2 separate regions of the Homo sapiens genome follow, and region 1 is linked to region 2. A link is a contact called in ENCODE Hi-C or POLR2A ChIA-PET data. All regions are on one chromosome and are shown on one strand. Each heading gives the region's core, a stretch centred on a gene start or an enhancer-like site at or near the end of the contact. The rest is flanking DNA. Distances are from core to core; before and after follow the strand shown.

Region 1 (7,234 bases), core at 4,364-6,863, 550 kb before region 2:
ACATTCTCAAGGATTCTGTTAGAGATTTTGACCGCAGAGCTGGTTGTGTTAAAGGATATTATACAAGTTTCTCTTTAAAGCATGCAATATGAATGCATGACTCCACAAGGCTTTCCTGTGGGCCTGCCCAGATGGACCTGGTGGATGCACCTCCATGGCTGCCATGAGTGGTCAGTGACAAGACATAGGCTAAGGCTGGCATGGGGACTGGAGTGCATCCCAGTCCCCGGCCATCCTCTTGTGAAGGCTGTCAAGGTGGGGAATAGTTTGAGTCATATGCAGATGAAACCTAGGCTGCTGGGTTGTCTTTGTTACCTTGCCTCTCTGTTGAGGATGTGATAGCAGCACCTAACAGGTTCATAGCCTGCCTCCCCTCCTCTTCTCCCAATGTCATTTCACAGTTTAATGTTTAAGCGTATGTTTAAGATGGTCATGTCTGTGTTTCCAATAAGATGCAACCTATTGTTCCCATGCTTTTGGTAAATTAAATTTGTCTGATTGCAGTATTTACAAGGTTTTGTCATTGTGCATCTTTTGCATATCTTAAAAATAATTCAGTGCAAAAATACAGTCACAAATCATTAAAGGACTTTAGCTTTGTTAGTAGGCTGGGATATTAGGGGGAAGGAGTAGGGATAGATTCTAGGTTATAACCCAATTTTTCTAAAACAAAGGTAAATATATTCAGATTTTATAAATAGCGCAAAACACAAGGCTGGGTACGGTGGCTCACACCTGTAATCCCAGCACTTTGGGAGGCTGAGGCGGGTGGATCACCAGAGGTCACGAGTTTAAGACCAGCCTGGCTAAGATGGTGAAGCCCCGTCTCTACTAAAAGTACAAAAAATTAGCTGGGTGTGGTGGTGGGTGCCTGTAATCCCAGCTACTCGGGAGGCTGAGGCAGGAGAATTGCTTGAACCTGGAAGGCGCAGGTTGCAGTGAACTGAGATTGCACCATTGCACTCTAGCCTCCACAAGAGCGAAACTCCATCTAAAAAAAAAAATAGTTCAAAACACTGGATGATGCTGTGGATAGTGACACCGTGATCTTCAAAGCCACAGACACCCGTCTTGATACTTGTTAGATTAAAAACAGTCCATTGTCTGGAATCACACTTAATGGTCCATTGTTAAATATTGGGGGCAGAAATCTGGGAAGGTAATGGGAGGCCGTTTTGGGAAATAATGAATTCAAATTACCTGCTGTCTTCACAAGGGAATTATCCTCTCTTGGCAAGCGAGTGTATCTCACTGTGCTGCTTTAGGATGGATATTAACCTTTTAAATGTTGAGTGTCTTTATTTGCTTAATGCTATTACAATGCCTTGTCTAAAGTGTTAGTCTTTTATTGCCACGAGCCTTGCAAAGCCTGACAGGATATTTTCCCGTTTTTCCAGTTAGAGAAATAGAGGAAGTTGTCGTGTAGTTGTCATGTATTCAGTCCACTTAAGGGCAGTGGGGAAGCGTTTGAGACGGAGCTGTGGAGGCTGAATCCTTGAAGGAGGAGGTGAGAGAGGCACAGGTGAGCGCAAAGTCCCAGTGCATGTCCCCTCTTCTCTCCCGATGCAGTGTCATTCCCAGGTGAACCTGCCGGGCTGAACGGCCTGGCCCCTCTATTCAGTCGGAGTTTTACTACTCCAGTGGATTTTGGTAACTTCATTTGGAAATAATTTCAGACTTACAAAAATGTTGCAAGAATGACACAAAGAACCACCCTTTTATATCTGCCCCACTTGTTTTCATGTTTTCCCTCTTTGCACACATGTACAATTTATTTCAGAAAAAACTACAGACATGATACTGCTTTTCCTACACTAAAAATACTTCAGTGTATATTTCCCAAAAATAGGAGTAATCCCTTATGTAACCACAGTGTAATTATCAAAATTCACAAATAGTGTTACAAAACTATTATCTGATCTATGGACCTTATTCAGATTTTACCACTTGTCCCAACAATGCCCTTCTCAGAAAAAAAAAAAAAAAAGAAAAAATGTATTTTCTGGCCTAAGAGCCAATGTAGGATAATGCATTGAATTCACGTGTTTTACCTCTGGTTCCGTTAATTTGGAACCGTTCCTCTGTCTTTGTCTTTTATGACAGTGACATTTTTGAAGGATCAGGGCAGTTGTAATTTGCAGACTCCCTGAGTTTGATTTATCTGATATTTCTGCATGATGAGACTCAGGTTTTGCATTTCTGATGGGAGCACTCCAGAGGTGATGTGTCAGTGTGGCACAGCAGGAAGCACATGATGTCCATTTGTCCTGTTACTGATGAGGTTCACTTTGATCCAAGGTGGATCTTGGATCAAAGATCTTCCACAGTCTTCCACTGTGAAGTTAGTACTTTTCCATTTGTAATAGGACAGAGATTATAAAGGACAAAGAGCTTTCCTTTCTCTCTTATATAGTTATTTAGTATAACAACTTGGATTCATAGATTCCTGTTTTATTCAATGGGCTGCAATGCGTTACTGTCAATATTTATTTTGATGCTCAGATTCTTAATGATTTGGCGGGAGGCACCAGTAGTGCAGGCACAGGGAGAACCAGTTGTGGGACAAAGCCCAGGGGCTGTGAAGGTCACGGAGCTCTTAAAAGTCATTTGTTGCGGAATGAACTTTGGCCAGAGGGCTACTGACCCTCACAGCTCTTCCTATGCAGGTCTGCTGTGCAGGGCACTCTTAAAAGACTCCAAGCTTGTGAGACTCCTTAGTGGCGAGTAGGGAGGCTATTGGTAAAGGCTAGGTAGCGTAAGGATGTTAGTAGGCATGGAGGGAAGAGAAGTTCTCTGAGAAACTAAATATTTTGGAATTTGTGAGAAAGTGAGCAGCTTGCCTTTACCTGAGTGGTGCAGTGTTTGTATTTCTGCAGCCTGCACCTTCTCTTCCTGGTGAGTGTGTCAGCCCAAGACAGCCAGACTGTTCTTCAGTAGCGGTTGCCAGTTTCTTTCATCACCCAAACTGTGTGAGCGCATGTACCGGTTCATCTGCTGGACGCAGTGCCAGCAAGTGTAGATTGCGACCCTCTGTAGATGTGGGCCGGAGGTACTGGAAGGATAGTGTCTACTTGGGTGGGAGTCTTGACCATGGGCTGGGGCTGCAGTCAGAAGCCCTTAGAATGTAAAAATGCTTACTCTTGGAATAACTGGACCCATTCTGCAACCAACATGCCTCCCTCTTTCCCCTCCATAACCCCTAATACTGAAGCTGGAGTTGTTTACCTTCTGTGGCTTCTAGGTTCTTCACAGTCAGGTTGTCCAGCTCAAGTCACTCCATGTGCAGGAACACTGCTCTTGGCTAACTGTGACCTGGGCATGTCCTGGTGGTGGGCTGCAGTGGACAGCAGCACATGAAGCTGCTCTCCAGATGAGGCCAGCAGTGAATAAAAACCCTTTCATTGTTTGATCACAAGAAACAGTGATCTTTTGTTTACACTGCCTACTTCCTACTCTGTCCAGGGCATGTGCAGACAGGAATTGATTGAAGTGCATGTAGACCAAAATCTAGCCCTGAATGAGACAAAGTAGAGTTGAGAAGGTGACTTGCAGACTGATTTTGATGGAAAGAATTTAACGTGTCATTACATTAGCATTTTCCTGTGCTCTGTATGAATTTGAAATACTTATATGCTCTCCTTCTTGAGAAGTGAAATCCCCAGTGCTATCTCATTCTTGTTTTTATAAATGGTAGTCACTCTTCTGTGAATAATGTACAAAGGCAAGGACTAAAGTTTAGCCTGCTTGGTAATTGCACAAACTGAACACAAACCCAAACGTGTGTTCTCAGCGTACTTTGGAGGTCTTCATTAATTGAATGTTGGAGTTTAGTAAAAGAAGTTGCTTTCTGTTACTGGCTGTGAAAAGAGTCGTGGAAATCTGCACATCAGATATTAAATTCAAATTAGACCTAACTCATGCAATGATAGGTTGCCCCACACTTCACTCACATGAGTTGATAGAATGTCAGTTTTCATAACAAAAGCAGTCATGAGGAGCTTAGATAAATTGGTACCTGCCATTGATCAGTGGCACGGTTTTCATTCAGGTTCAGCAAGAGTTTTCCTTAAAGCTGGAGGAGGCAGCTCAGTGTTTGGGTTTAGGAGCCTTTCTTTCCTGTCTTAGACTACCCCGTTTCCGTCCCAGAAGTACAATGGCCAGAGGTGATGAGCTCCTTGGTTCTTCCCCTCAGACTTTTGGGAGAACATGTGGCTGGGATTATGTGGACTATGGATTGCTGGTTTTCCAAACAAGCGCGTTCTGTTACTCGTTGAAGCCAGAGTGTGATCTCGTAGGAAAACACGACTCACAGAGAAGTGTGGGGACTTTGGGGTCAGACCTAGAGCCCTGACTCTACCCTTAACCTTTAGGAGGCCAATTGTCTGGTCTATCCCTTAGGCATGTAGTGGAGATTAAGTAAGAACATTTAGAGATGGAGCTAGAAAATTCTTATTATCATCTGTTATCGTAATTCTGTTTCCTCTCACTTTGAACTGTAATTGAAACATTTTTCAATGGGTCTTCGGCGTTTAGAAAGGGAGATGCCAGGAACTCTGTTCACCTGTCTATCTTTTAAATACTCTGGAACTGCTTTTTAAACAAGTTGTGTGTTTGACCCTACTGCACATGCTGTGTCTGGGTGTAGGCAAATATGAGATGAGGCTGAGGCACTGGTGTGTGTTTAAATGGCTGGATGGGCATCGGGCTAAAGGACTTGTGCTTGTTTGCACCACGTGTGAGTGCTCATCTGTTTGGCAGGTGCCTACACCTGCAGGGCTGCCTTGCAGCTCTGGATCAAGGCCATTAACACATAACCATGAGGAAGGAGATGCAGGTGCCTGGAAGGGGACTTCAGGAGGTCTAACTGGGGTTTTTTTTAAATCTCTTGAGGAGGAAATGAAGATGCACACAAACTAAGGCTTGGCCCTGCTGCAGACGTTCAAAAATAATAAGCTTCTCATATCATCCTTCACTAGACTTCTACCACCTGAAACAAAGTGGAGAGGTTTTAGTTGTGGTTAAACTATGTTACGTCTCACTTAGCTTTTTTCTGAGGCTGAAACATTTTGGAACAGTGTGTTTCTTCTCTGAATCTAATATTCCAACTACTGGTGCCTCACACAGATGTCAGAACAATCTGTCTCTTCTCTGTGGTTGGCCATAGAACAGTGACGATTTCAGAAGTGGCAGGTGGGAGTTGTTCCCCAGTTTAGCCAGCACCAGGTCTGGAGTCTGACAGGCTAGAGACCTACCAAGTGGAGGGCTGTGCTGTGCTGCCTGAAGAGCCTCAGTGCACAGCCTCACCTGGACATTCACTGGAGAAGAGATTTGTGTCACAATAAGCCTTAACTATCATAATTTCTTTGAAATAGTGTGTCAAAAATAGGATAAAAGTTTGGTTTATGCAAATGTAGTTTTTATCTGACTTCTGAAGACCACATTGTCACCATAGCAGATCAGCTGCAGCACCCATAGCTTTGCAACGCTAGGGGAGAGTGCTCTCCTGGTTTGGGGTGAAGGTACCATGCATCTGGGAGGGAACTTCCTAGTGCCCTTTCCCCAGCTGTGGTGACATCAAAGTGCAGCAGGCACAAGCTATGCAAATATCCATGTTGCCTTGGTGATGAATAGAAAGTGGATTTGGTGTTGGGCAGTATTGTAGCAATCTCCTCTGACACCTGAAAACAGCATGCATATGGAACCAGTGCTGAAATACCAGCTCAGCTGCCGTTTGACTGTGGTTGTTGGTCTGAAAGTGGAGAGAGACCAGATCTTCCTGAAGAGCTCCACATCATGCTCAACTGTGTGCTGGGCCTTTTTCTCTCTGACTTCTGTGTCACTTAGTTGCCAGTTAAAATGCTGTTTAGACTGCTGGGTTATGAACGAGTCGTGGAGTGGTAGTTCTAACAGAATCAGGGGGGTGACTCCTAGTTCCATGTCCCACCCTGCCACCTCAGTGTCCCTAAAGATGCCGTGACAGCCCCTGGGTATTCTCAGGCTCCTGGATGTCCATCCCAGGCCCTCTCTTCTGCAGCCTGTGGGGATCAGACACCAACCAGAGAGACTGCTTCCTCAGTTGCCTGAGCCTGGAGCAGAGATTCCCTCTGTCCTTCCTGGTCTCACAGTCCAAAATTCAGCCTCCTATTATATATAATGTATAATAATTTATAGTATATATATAAACACTTAAATATATATAAAAAATAAGTTTCAGGACATCCTATACATTTACTGTTGAAATTCTGTAAGAAACAAGTTTTTGAGTAAGTTAAATTCCTCTGCATCTCAGAGTTCTATAGGTATACCTTGTTTTTGAATGCCTCTTAGAATTAGGAATTGAGCTTGCTTTGATATGACAATGAAATTGTCGTTTTTCCCTCGTTGCTCTGACTGCCAGGAAACTCTTAACTAAACTGTGGCTCTCTTACAGCACATCTCACCCCTGGTTCCCAGGATAACTCCTTGATGTCATGTCTGATCTCAACCTTTTTTTTTAAATTGTGTTACACACATTTGCGCTTTCTTAATTTAAGTCCCCTTTGAGCCATGCTATGTCTAGGTCTGTGTTGTACTTACCGAGTCCTTGGGCCCAGTGGGTGTCAGCCCTGCCTTTGGAGCATGGATGAGTGGGCTGTATTCTGAGCTGCATTGTAGGAATCACTTAGTGATTCTCAATTCGCACTCCAGAACCTCTGTGGCCTCAGCTCAGCCTGAAACAAGGCCCCTTTCAGGTCTGAGGAGCAACGGGCCCTTCCCAGCAGAGGCACAGGCACAGGCACAGGGTGTGCGAGGAGGGAAGGTGCTGGCCTGAAAGCCCTCGTTTAACTTCTTTCCTGCTTCTGGCATTCCATCTTCATGTGGGCCAAGAGTACCCATCCTGTCCTGCCACTGTCTTCAGCTGCACTTTGAGTCACTTGCTTGACCTCTGTAGTCACTGGCTGCAAAACAGCATAGGGAATGCTACCCTGGCACTCAGGGTTGTTGTGGGGACTGAAAAGCATGGGCTAGGTTATTTCATTTAGTGGTGGCCATGGCAATTCTTCCATCCCCAAGCTTGGGCACACAAAGTCCAAAGGCCTGGAGTGCCCTAGGCAGCTTTTCAAAGGTTCGACTCCTCTCACTGTTGGAGAGTGAAGCTGAATCCAAAGCTGCATTCTATAGTTGTCTGCTGTTCAACCTGACCAGTTCCCTGGGGCCAGGGCCTCTATTGTTTTCCAAGCATCTGCTTCCCTGG
Region 2 (6,462 bases), core at 629-3,128:
CTCTCATTTGCCTCAAGGGCAGTTGCGACTGGCGTGCGGCCTGTCCTGATGAAGTTTCACCCTTCTGGCGAGGACATGCTGGTGAGGACATCAATTTAGCCACAAGCCAACTTGCTTGGTCATTTATGACAGCTGGCTTTGCCCAGATGGCTCAGGGCTCACCTGCAGCCACTGTTAGGGGACCTACAAGGCACCAGCTTCAACTTCCCTTCACACAGGCAATTCACACCTCAGGGAGGCCCAGGGAAGGGCCCACGAACACCCTATCTGATATACATAAGGAATCGGAGGTGAGGATGTCTCCTGAAGTGACGGGTGATGCACTCTCAGGCTTTCCACCCTGGACTGCCTCTTCTTCAAAAAGAATAAAACAGATTAATCCAACAGATGAACTGTCTGCTGGGATCTGGGCATGTCCACAGTACTGGGGACACAGCAAGATACAGAGCAAAGTCTGCCTGCAGCGACTGCACTCGCCCACCTTTGCAACTGGTGCCTCCTGGAGAGCAGTTGGTTGCAGTGAGGTGCTGACCACCTCCCTCAGAAATGACTTCAGCAACAATCACCCCGAGTGTCTGACTCACCGGCTGCTCTGGTTCTTCCCTGCCAGCCGCAGTGGCACAGCAAGGCAGCAAATCTTTGGAGCTCTCGGCCATACAGGACAGAGCACAAGTACCCCATGATTTCCAGGAATTCCCACAGCCTTGGGGTCTGGTTTGGTGAAAGGGGATGGGGAAGGCTATGCCCTGAGCAATCACTATTCGGCATTACAGTCACCTGTGCTCCAAGCTGCAGAATACAGCCCCACTCCTGTTTTTGTTTTTTCTTTTAAAAAACACTTTGTTTTTCTCCACCCAATTTTCTTTTTAAAAATTTTTTTAAAGAAATTAAAAAAAAAAAAAAAAAAGAGCAGGCTGGGCGTGGTGGCTCATGTCTGTAATCCCAGCACTTTGGGAGGCCAAGGCAGGAGGATCACTTGAGCCAAGGAGTCAGAGATCAGCCTGGGCAACATAGTGTGACCCCATCTCTACAAAAAACTGAAAAATTAGCCGGCACATGCCTGTCGTTTCAGCTACTTGGGAGGCTGAGGTGGGAGAATCGCTTGAGCCCAGGAAGTCAATGCGGCGGTAAGTTGCTGCGTTCGTGCCGCTGCACTCCAGCCTGGGTGACAAGAGCAAGAAACTGTCTCAAAAAAAAGAGAAAAAAAAGAGTTCCTGGTCTGTTTTTCTGGCAGATCCCAGCCATGTCCAGGCCCAAGGCCCAGGACTCAAACTGGTGCCTCCATTTCCTTTGATCCCTGTGCAGAATTGCACAGACTTGCTTTGAGCCAGATTCCCATTTCTGATAGTCTTTGCAGAAAGCCTGAAACTCATCCTTTAAGGCCTAAGGACTTGAGGGAAGCCTTCAGCACCTGCAGCTGGGGAGGCAGGAGTTCTTGTCAGTCTCTTGGTACTGGTAACGGGCAGTGCACACGTTGACGTTAATGAGACTTAAAAAGCTGCAGCATCTGGCTGCCTGGCCAGGTGGAAAGAAAACCCACAGCAGCATGTGGACGAAGGCACTGCCTCTATTTCCCTCCAGAAAGCAACACAACTCAGGTGAGAGCTGCCGGCTCACCTGGCTACACATACAAAAGCAAAGCCAAGATCCAAGCACACACGCTTATTCCAAGGTGGAAGTTCATCTCCAAAGCTGTGCAGGAGGGTGCTAGGGGCTGGCGCAGTAAGTAAGCAATTCAAATTAATGAATTGGCTGATTGACTCCAAGTTCGATTTAAATTCACAACAACCAGGTTCTGTATTTGTGCTCAGGGATGCCCCATCCCTCTCACGGGACTGGCTTCCGGCTTCTTCCAGGGTTTGCTCCTTATTCCAGTTAGGTATTCAGTGTCGCCAAGCCAGGGCAGCCTCGTGACTACAGTGAGTTGCTAACAGCAGGGCAGCACTGTTTCAAACAGACACCCAAACACCTGTTTTTCTTGTTAAGTAAAAACAAGTTAATAGTCACAGCAAAACCATGAAAGAAAACCACAAGTGACCTAAGGATTTCTGACTCACCCCCAGCCTGGGTACTTTGTGATATTCCACCAAAAGCATCAGCCACCTGCAGCTGCCCTGAGAACTGCTGATCAGCAGTCCTTTTGTCTCTCCAAGTCAGGGTAATTACCCATGTGTGCCCTGCCCCCAGATGGCTCTTGCCTTCAGAAAAAAAGAACAGAGAAAAAAAAACGAAAACCACCTTCCCTCTAAGCCCAAGTGACTAAGAAAAGCTGGCAGGGACCCTCCCTCAGACCATAATGGTGGGAAACCTCTTGCAAAACAGTTTTCTCTGCAAGATAAACTGTCTGTTCCCAGCAGCCAAGTGCCACACCCGAGAGAGGGTGAGAGGTTTCCTTTAAGAAGCCTCCAGAAAACATCATGAACAGTTGCTCCCCTATGCACTAGGAATAACTGTGAAGAGTTACACCCTAATAAAGATTTTTTTGTTCTTTTTTTATTTTAAGTGTAGCCTCCAGGATAGGCCCAGCATCTGCACTATTCTAGAAACCAGTGCTATGGAGCTCCAGCTCAGCCTAGACCTGGTAACCTCCTATGGGCAGAGGGACGGCCACACACCAGGCCCTGTCCCTGTTTGATCACTTACTGTCACAAGTCTAGCTGTCCAAGGGGGCGCAGGGACCTGTCAGGCCTCATAGCCATTCTAGAAGAGGTGGCCCACGTGAAAGTTGTCATGCTCTGTGTCACATAGCTCAGGTCTTGTGGTCCCACCTGGAAGGAACTGGGACTGGGCTGCAAGCCAAGGCTGCCTTCTATAGGCTGAACCATGCACAAGCGGCAGTAGGCTATGAGTTGCCTGTTCCCAAATGGTACCCACTAGGCTGCCTTGCCAGGGACTGGGACCCTCTGACCCCACCAGAGTCTCCTTCTCAGCAAGGGCAGGCGAGGGGACAGCCCCACTTCATCTGCCCGCAATACCCTTGTGCCTCCTGAGCCTCCATCCACCTGCAAGTGCTGTGCCCTGTGCCCGGCTGGGCTCCCTATGAGCCCAGGGAACACCTCTGCCCTCTAAACGACCGCCAGTGGGCACAGTGTTCAGGCCATGCTGCCAAGGCAGCAGCTAGGAATTCAGGAATTCAGAGAAGATGCGAAGGACAGAAATATGAAGGGACTGCTGGGGCACCAAGGTGAGGAGGGACAGGGTTGCCAAACCCCATGTGTAGGAGCCACTGTGCATCCTGCCCGTGGGACAAGCACCACCTGAAGACGCAAGAAGACCTCCCTCAGTTCGAGGGAAAATATCTCCCCCAAAGGCCCCCATACATACTGAAAATCTCTTATGATAATCACCCCTAGTGATTCTAGGTCACTGCCTCTGCTCCTGGATTGCTCAATCTGTGGGACGAGGCACATGGAAGGTAACATTCATTTAGCAACTCCCAAGCTTTTCTTTTTTTTTTTAGACCGAATCTTGCTCTGTCACCCAGGCTGGAATGCAGTGGCACAGTCTCGGCTCACTACAACCTCCACCTCCTGGGTTCAAGCGATTCTCCTGCCTCAGCCTCCCAAGTAGCTGGGATTACAGGCGTGTGCCACCATGCACAGCTAATTTTTGTATTTTAGTAGAGACAGGGTTTCACCATGTTGGCCAGGCTGGTCTTGAACTCCTGGCCTCAAGTGATCCACCCACCTCAGCCTCATAAAGTGCTGGGATGACAGGCGTGACCCACCGTGCCCAGCCCTCCTAAGTTTTTCAGTACACTTCCAATATCAACTTTTCCATCAGTGATTCCAACCACTCAAAAGGTGGACAGCCTGTAAGCCCATTTTATAGATGAAGGATGTGATGATGAGTGAGATTAAGTAATGTCTGCAGAGCCACCGAAGCCCAGATTCAACCCCACGGACATCAGCCACGACAGCCCATGGCTCTGTGGTGTCACACACCTGCAGCAGGACACTGTTTCTCACATTTCTACTGGCACCTGGCACCGGGCAGATGCCAGCCTGGGGGACAAGGCACCTGGAGCGTCTAATGCTTGACCTTCTGCCCTGGTCCTGGGCCCTCAGCTGTCTTGGGAAGAGGTGGCAATGGATGCCTGGTAGAGGTTTTGACCCCTGGAGGGTGCTCTTTGGACACCTCCTGGGGTGACATTCGTCACTTCATTTCATTTCAGCATCACGAACATTGGCTGAGCGTATGGCTGGCTCCAGGCATCGTGTTTTTAGCTAAGACCTTTCTACAAATCTTTTTTATGGTTATTTAAAGAAATAAACCTAAATTTGAGGATCATTATGTTCTGCTTCACTGGCACTCAGAATCTACTTCACCCAGGAGCTCAGAACTCAGCAGTTAGCAAGAAAAGTAGCCTCTGAACCCGAACAAAAGAGAAACATTACTGCAGAAAGCCAATACTTCCTCTCAGGACACCCTAAGGACTGCCTTCCCAGAGTCTGTGTACTTACAATTACGTGTAAAGTGACAATTTTGATGTTCTTCAGAGAGAGAGTCCAGCCTGACCTGAGCACGCTTGGAACCTGCTGGCTGTTAACTGGGTACAGAGAAAAGTCAGAAGAAACGTCAGGAATTCAGGAGTCCACACACCTGCTGGATGTTACTGCTCACCACAGCTTGGGTGATAGGCATTGGGTCATTATGGTTCCCATCAGATCTGACACAGGTGCATTCTCAACACTCATTCATTCCCTTCCTCCGTTGTGGCCTACGGCTCTGTAAGCAACAAGTCAAATCTCAACCTCTCTCTTCATCTCATAAATCACAGAAAGAATGTGCAATGAATAAATGGCCTCCTCTCACCTCCACAGCCCCCAGCTGAGGTTGCTGGCAGTTGCTGGCAGCCTCAGGCATGTGTCTTTGGAAGAACTATTCTGGAAAACAATTTGGCAATCTGGGTTTCAGGCCTTTATAATAAAGGAATTTATATCCCTCCACCTGGCAATAACCCTTCTGGCAAACCATGGGAAGGAAGGAGTCAGAAACTTGGACTTCTTTTTAAAGATGTTCATTGAAGCTTTATATATAGTTGTAAAAAAACTGGCAACAGTGCATCTGTCCCACAATATGGGAACAGTTAAATAATTATGGCACTGCTATAAGATGGAATCTATTGTAGCAACTTCAAGATGGTGTTTTTCAAGACTATTTAATGATGCAGAAACATAGTTATATGATGCAAAGTGGAAAGCTATAGTACAAAATTTATACACAACGAATTCCAAAACAACAATAAAATTACACATATATGTGTATATACAGAGAACTGGGAAGAAATACAACAAAATGTCAAAAGTGGGTATCTCTGGATGGTGAGATTATGTTTCATTTTTATCTTCTCTTTGCCCCTCTATTATTTTCTATATGTTGACTTTATAATTTTAAAAAGCTACTGAAAAGAAATTTCTACCAAAAATTATAAGAAAAAAATGTTCCATAATAAATGGTTCAAAGTTTGCGTTTTTAGAAAATGTTCTATGTGGAATTTTAGTTAAACATGGCTGTAAAAATCAACAGCTCTTGTCCTGGTCTGGCTTTGCTCTTGCAGAGCTGAGCCTGGTGCCCAGTGCCAGCCTCTGGTTCCTGTTCCCAAGAGCAAAATGGGGCAGGGACCAAGGGCGAACAACAAAGGATTGCAGTAATTCTGGAAACTCAAAACAAAATGTCTCAGCACACCTGACTTAGGACAGCGTCTTTTGAGATTATTTTTTTAAACACTGTAATAAATGGGTTGCAGGAAAGGGTTATATAATTACTCTGTTTACACTGAGAGATTTAAAACAAAGAAAAAGTGTCAGGTATAAGCCACAGGATACATAAAGTTACTGACAGTTCATCCTCCCGGTGTGGAGCTTGAAGAAAGCAACAGCTTCCATCTCACAGGACATCTCTGACCACCTGGAACACTGGTTGAGGCTTCTGAAGCCCCATGGCTGCAGCAGAGGGGGCCAGAGACTGGACAGCATGTCCCTGATGGAGCAGCAAAGAGTGTGCTCTCTAGTAAGAAGCCCAGCAGCACTGCCAACATGTCCCTTACATGGGTGCTTTTGACTCTATTTTGACTCTACATAATCATCTGCATGCCCCTAGAGCCCCCCCACCTGGCTTCTTCCACTTGCCCTTCACGTGTTTAGATAAGGAAATTGCTTCTCCAATGCAGGCCAAGGAATTTGGCCTTAGACTTACGCATGCCCCAAATATCCTGACAAAGCAGTGCAAGAAAGCCCCTGTTGCTGATACAGAAGCCCCCAGGAAGGGTGTTCTGCACCCTCACTCCTGAGCTTCTGGAAGTAAGGGACATTTCTTTCTGTGGTCAGCCTGGGAGTCAACCCAAATCCACGGGAAGGGGCAGCATTCCAGCCGGCCTGGAAGCGTCCATCTATGGAGTGAGCTAGGCCATCACAGCTCAGGGAATCCTGAGGGAGACTGCTTAGAACTCCTGCCACTGCC

The links. A loop is a pair of places that touch in the nucleus more often than their neighbours do. ChIA-PET counts read pairs that join two places held with the same protein, here RNA polymerase II (POLR2A). Pooled maps may share reads with other maps.
Region 1: a map of OCI-LY7 shows a loop between it and region 2 (11-fold over the local background). The contact joins two enhancer-like sites. A Hi-C loop is called at or near these places in 1 of 168 maps with a recorded cell type or tissue (OCI-LY7), 3 of 37 single-sample maps with no recorded cell type and 6 of 50 pooled maps. POLR2A ChIA-PET finds 5 or more read pairs at or near these places in 1 of 52 experiments (B cell).

What each region holds. Positions count from the first base shown.
Region 1 is chr2:111,152,383-111,159,616 of GRCh38, forward strand. The region is part of intron 3 of BCL2L11 (BCL2 like 11); the gene reads left to right. Among named protein-coding and RNA genes, the nearest start is that of BCL2L11, 35 kb to the left of the region's middle. Within about 2 kb of position 5,614, at least 3 of the 41 ENCODE cell types and tissues checked have a DNase peak (open chromatin) inside an H3K27ac peak, as active enhancers do; they include OCI-LY7, where a contact is called at or near this core.
Region 2 is chr2:111,703,918-111,710,379 of GRCh38, forward strand. No RefSeq gene overlaps it. Among named protein-coding and RNA genes, the nearest start is that of MIR4771-2, 64 kb to the right of the region's middle. RefSeq lists enhancers at 1,333-2,118, 2,119-2,902 and a silencer at 1,955-2,249. Within about 2 kb of position 1,879, at least 7 of the 41 ENCODE cell types and tissues checked have a DNase peak (open chromatin) inside an H3K27ac peak, as active enhancers do; they include OCI-LY7, where a contact is called at or near this core.